2 separate regions of the Homo sapiens genome follow, and region 1 is linked to region 2. Evidence: chromatin contacts called from ENCODE POLR2A ChIA-PET data. All regions are on one chromosome and are shown on one strand. The core of a region is the stretch at or near the end of the contact, and the rest is flanking DNA. Distances in the headings are between cores, read along the strand shown. Region 1 overlaps PEPD (peptidase D). Region 2 holds the start of WDR88 (WD repeat domain 88).

Region 1 (2,853 bases), core at 86-2,585, 360 kb after region 2:
CCTGAATAAGTGTATTTCTTACACTGATGTAAGAAATGTAAAATACTGACCATATACAATGGCAGGAAACGGAGCCCCTGTCACTCGCTGCCCCGGCCCAGGGCTCCTGGGTACAGCTTCTGTCTGTCTGGGAGGCGACTGCCTTGTGCCAAGAAGGCACCCTCGTTAAGGCATGGAAACTTGATGGACAGGCATCCCTCAGCTCAGGCCACCCAGCCCCTGCCAACAATCCCCCAACAGACCATCTCTCCTTCATGGTCAGTCTCCTGCTCTCAGGAAAACCTGCCCTAACGTCTACCTCCTTAGATGTTTTCAGAGATCTACCATGTCTGACTTTGCTCCCAGCCTTCAGGAGCCAAGTGTTCCAGGGAGCCTATCTTGCCATCCGCAGGAAGAAGTCTCAAGTCTCTTGCTGCAGGGTTCCCCTCCCCATCTCAGCCCCCACTAGCCCCCAAACCAACCCCCCATCATGCCCCCGCCAGGACCTGGCAATGAGCACCCGACCCCATGCCCACACCCACCCCTCCTGCCAGAGCCCGCAGCAAAGCCTGCTCTTCCCAAATCTTCCTTGGGACTGCTCCAATCAAGCCACACACGGAACTGCTGCCTGGGCCGGACCCCAAACTCACAAGCCCCTACAGACCATCCCGGCCTACACCCTTCACGCTACTGTCATCACACCGAGCCACATCACTGGGTGAGCCCAGGGGCCTCAGTCCACAGGGTCTCTCTGGCCGTGTGCATGCCCACCACCCTCAGCCCACCTCTGCCCTGTCCCCTCTGCTCCTTGTCCTCTGCTGTCCCCACACCTCGAGACCCCACACACTCTTACTGCAGGCAGCAGGCGGCCTGGCCCTGATCTGGGGAGGTGGAGGGAGGTCTGAGACCAAGGCTGAGCCCAAATGGGACAGACCCCAGGCCAGGCACCCCGAGTAGCCACACCTGGAGGGGTCCTGGCCCAACCATCCAGCTGGACCAGGGTCCCAAGGGTATAGGCTGGGTGGACAGGTGGGGACCACTGTCTACCACAAGCTCCTCTTCCCTGCAGGCCAGGGGATAAGGGGAGCTGGGGGGGCCCATCAGGTCAAACCAAGAGGCCAAACCTGAACTTCTGTTAGAGGAGGAGGTCAATCGAAGCCCAAGGTGCAAGGTGCTGCAGAGACATTTAAAAGGGTCAAAAAGGACAATGCCGGGAACAAGCAGCTTCATCAGAGCAGTGAGAGGCAACTGGGGCGGAAGCAGCTGCGTATTGGAGAGGAGGACGACAGCAAGATTCATCTTGCTTGGGAAACAGGCTATTAATATCCCAGCTAGCAGCTGGAGGTGCACCCGGCAGGCAGGGGAATGCGGTTGCTGAGCGGCAGCGGCTCTTGGGGACGTGGTCTCTGCCCAGCCCGGCACAAAAGTGCTGGCAGCCTGGGTGAGTGGAAGGCAGGGGGATGAGCTGCACCTGGACCCCAGGAATGCAGACAAGACTGTCCACAGGGAAGCGGCTGGGAGCAGCTGGAGGCAAAGGCTGGGGCCCCATGTCAAGGCCCACGGCATGCAGGGTAGGGGGCACCAGCCAGAGCTCCTGCCTCAGTGAAACAGCCCTGGTGGCAGTGAGGTGGAAGGCCCCGAGGGGAGAGACATGGGTGGATGGCCCCCTGCAGGGGACAAGGAAGGGAGGGAGGAGAACAAGCAGGCCAGAGATGGCCACGAGGGTTCTCACCCGCTGCGCATTGCAACAGCCAAGTCAGAGACTCGGCCAGCAGCCCAAGGCGTAGGTGCGGAAACTGACGCACCAGCACCCGGGGTGGGGGGCAGTGTCTCAGCCCAGCCCCCAGCTGAGGGGCCGGGTGAGCACCCCCCAGTCAGCCCCAGCCTGGCCTGGATCAGAGATTGGAGAGGTACCAGCCCGGTGCCTGGGGAGATGGTGCAAAAGTAAGGCAGTCCCTGGCTCTCCAAAAAGTGTCCCAGTGGTGACAGGGTGGGGTGGGGAGTTTGCAGAGCACAGGCTCCTCTGGGCTCTTGGCAGAGGCCACAGGGACTGGGGGGCAACAGGTGACAGAGACTGGGATGAGAGGTCACACCTAGGAATCCTCCTGGGGGGTAGAACGAGACCTTTGCTTCCTGACACTCACTGACAGTGATGAGGGCCCTGGGGAAGCCCAGGGCCCCACCTGCCTTCCTCGGGGAACCTCAAGGAGCAGCTGGCAGAGCTCTGCTTCAGAGGCCACATCTTGAGCTCCTGGCTGGGAACCACACCCACCACACAGCTGCCAGACGTGGTCCAGGGGGGCTCAGCATTCTCTCTAGAGGAGGAGCAAGCAAAGCTCTCACCGCTGAGAAGGCCCTCGACTCACTGACATCTGGGAAACTGGGAATTGGTGATCCTGGAGCCCACCTGGCCCACCACGCAGATGGGGAGACTGAGGCACAGAGGAGCAATGGGATTTGCTGGGGTTTGCATGCGGGCAACTGTCACTGAGCACCAGCTCTGTGCCAGGCTCCAGGTGAGCATGATCTCCTCCAGTGCCCACCACAAGCCCAGGCAGCACCAGGTTACACGTGGAGGAGCTGAGGGTCCCCCTGCTGCAGAGACCCAAACAGAGGCCATAGAGAGGTTCCATGGCATGGTCGAGGAAAGGTGTGCAGGACACTGGAGACCCAGCACCAGGTAGTGCTGGGGGGATTCAGGGAGTCCCGGGACTGGGACAGGCAGCAGCTGGCTGTGCCCGTAGCCCCTCTGAGGGCCTGGGGGCCTGGGGAGAGAGAGCAGCTCCATGGCCAGCATTTCAACAAGCTGGGCTAATTGCTGCCAGGCGTGGGAGGCGGGGCCGCTTTGGGGAAACTCCCAGGAGGACACGAAGA
Region 2 (2,700 bases), core at 70-2,569:
AAAATAAAGTGCAGACCAGGTGTGATGGCTAATGCCTGTAATCCCAGAGCTTTGGGAGGCCGAGGCGGGAGGATTGCTTGAGCCCAGGAATTCCAGACCAGCCTGGGCCACATAGAGACCCCTGTCTCCACAAAAAATAAAGTATTGAGCATTTGTATTTTACATTATGAAAGTAGCATCATAGATCACAACAATTTTAAAAGCAGAAAGAAGGAAGAGGCCGGGTGCGGTGGCCCATGCTTGTAATCCCAGCACTTTGGGAGGCCGAGGCCAGCGGATCACTTGAGGCCAGGAGTTCAAAAACAGCCTGGCCAACATGGCGAAACCTTGTCTCTACTAAAAATACAAAAAAATTAGCCAGGTCTGGTGAGCATACACCTGTAATCCCAGCTGTGTGGGAGGCTGAGGCACGAGAATCCTTTGAACCCTGGAGGTGGAGGTTGCAGTGAGCCGAAATTGCGCTACTGCAATCCAGCCTGGGTGACAGACTCTTGTCTCCACCAAAAAAAAAAAAAAAAAAAAAGAAGGAAGAAAATCACTTTTAGTTTTATCATCCAAAGATGACACCCTTCTTCAATATTTTGAATAATTCCACCCTGTCCTTTTCTAGCTATGGGGCTGTTATCTGACTGGTGGTAGCATTTTATTCCCTGTCACTGTTGTTGGGGTTGTGACAGATATTTCCCTCATCTATTATAAATGTTGTAAACCCACCCCTAATAACTGCATCTTATTTCATGCAGGGGCTACCCCATAACTTACTGACCTTTTCTGTTTTGTCATGAAGTGGGTTGGCCAGGAGCTGTACCCAGGCAGAGGACATGAAGAAATTGCCCTGTGACAGGAGCCAGGGAAACCACAGCGGAGGGCTGGAGGCTGGGGTGCTGGTTTTGCTGGCTCGGCCTGGTTCCCAGAATGCAAAGCCCATTTTTCTTTTTTTTGCAACCTCCACCTCCTGGGTTCAAGCCATTCCCCTGCCTCAGCCTCCCATGTAGCTGGAACTACAGGCGCACGCCCCCATGCCTGGCTAATTTTTGTTATTATTTTTTTTAAGTAAAGATGGGGTTTCACTAAACCTGTTGGCCAGGCTGGTCTCCAACTCCTGACCTCAGGTAATCCGCCCGCCTCGGCCTCCCAAAGTGCCGGGATTACAGGCGTGAGCCACCGCGCCCGGCTGCAAAGCCCATTTTTCTATAGGTAACCTGTGCTGCGCGGGGTGGCACTAGTTTTCACCCAGCGGGCGAGGAGGCAGCGAAGTCGCGGGCCCAGCGTAGCGCGCGCCTCCGAAGGGCTTGGTGCGGGCGCGGGCGCGGGCGCGCGGCGCCACCGTTCCCATCCAGGCTTGTCGGCGGCCACCGGCGGACCGGGCTTCGAGATGGCCTCCCCGCCGCGGTGCTCCCCGACAGCCCATGACAGGGAATGCAAGTTGCCGCCACCCTCCGCCCCCGCCAGCGAGTATTGTCCCGGCAAGCTGTCCTGGGGGACCATGGCGAGGGCCTTAGGCCGCTTCAAGCTGTCGATCCCGCACACGCACCTGCTGGCCACCCTCGACCCCCTGGCCTTGGACAGGGAACCACCACCGCATCTGTTGCCTGAGAAGCACCAGGTGCCGGAGAAATTGATCTGGGGCGACCAGGACCCTCTCTCCAAGGTCAGAACCGCCGCTGGGGTGAGGGGGCACTGGCCTGTTCCCCACACGGGAGGAAGGCGCTCGAGCTGTCGGGGGACCCATGGAAAACCCACCTGGCTTCACCAGGACCCCCAGCGAGGCCCTAGGCCCATTTCCCCATCTGTGGTACATCTGTGGGCAAAGGTCAGACCCACCTGAGCAGGGCGTGCTGGGGATGCCGGCGGGGGCTCCCCGCACTGCCACCTGCTGGGGAACCAGGACTCTTCGCTGGGAGGAGGCTCTGCCCCACCATGTGACCCCATCTAGACCTTGGAGTCTCCGTAGGTAGGCCCACCCACAGTGATGCTCCTAATTGCAGCCCAAGGGTCGGTGGCTCAGCTCTCCCCGTCCAGGAGATACAGTTAGCGTCAGAAGAAACGGGAAACTCAGAATAATAATAACAACAATGAATTGGGCCAGGCAAGGTGGCTCACACCTGTAATCCCAGCCCTTTGGGAGGCCCAGGTGGGAGGATCACTTGAGCCCAGGAGTTTGAGACCAGCCTGGGCAACATAGTGAGAGGTCGTCTCTACAAGAAATAAACTTAGCCCAGTGTGATGGGGCGCACCTGTGGTCCCAGCCACTTGAAAGGCTGAGGCAAGAGGATCCCTTGAACCCAGGAGTTTAAGGCTGCAGTGAGCTATGATTGTGCCACTGCACTCCAGCCTGGGCAACAGAGCGAGACTGTCTCCAGAATAAATAAATAAATAAATAAATAAATAAATAAATAAATATAGAGAGAGAGAGAGAAAGAAAGAAAGAAAAAGAAAAAGAAAGAAAGAAGGAGAAAGAAAGAAAAACTGGCTGGGTGCAGTGGCTCATGTCTGTAATCCCAGCACTTTGGGAAGCCGAGATGAGCAGATCACTTGAGGTCAAGGGTTCGAGACCAGCCTGGCTAACATGGTGAAACCCTTTCTCTACTAAAAATGCAAAAATTAGCCAGGCATGGTGGTGCGTGCCTGTAATCCCAGCTACTCAGGAGGCTGAGGCAGCAAGATCATTTGAACCCGGGAGGCAGAGGTTGCAGTGAG

Evidence for each region. ChIA-PET counts read pairs that join two places held with the same protein, here RNA polymerase II (POLR2A).
Region 1: POLR2A ChIA-PET joins it to region 2 with 18 read pairs in PC-9. The contact joins the enhancer-like site here to the promoter of WDR88 in region 2. POLR2A ChIA-PET finds 5 or more read pairs at or near these places in 3 of 52 experiments (A673, PC-9 and WTC11).

Annotation. Positions count from the first base shown.
Region 1 is chr19:33,485,800-33,488,652 of GRCh38, forward strand. All of the region lies in intron 6 of PEPD (peptidase D), which reads right to left. Among named protein-coding and RNA genes, the nearest start is that of PEPD, 35 kb to the right of the region's middle. RefSeq lists enhancers at 293-1,153, 1,154-2,013, 2,014-2,853. Within about 2 kb of position 1,336, at least 3 of the 41 ENCODE cell types and tissues checked have a DNase peak (open chromatin) inside an H3K27ac peak, as active enhancers do.
Region 2 is chr19:33,130,795-33,133,494 of GRCh38, forward strand. It overlaps WDR88 (WD repeat domain 88), which reads left to right and starts at 1,320. Exons shown (of 11, transcript NM_173479.4): 1 at 1,320-1,651. The coding sequence starts at 1,376. RefSeq lists an enhancer at 1,157-1,326.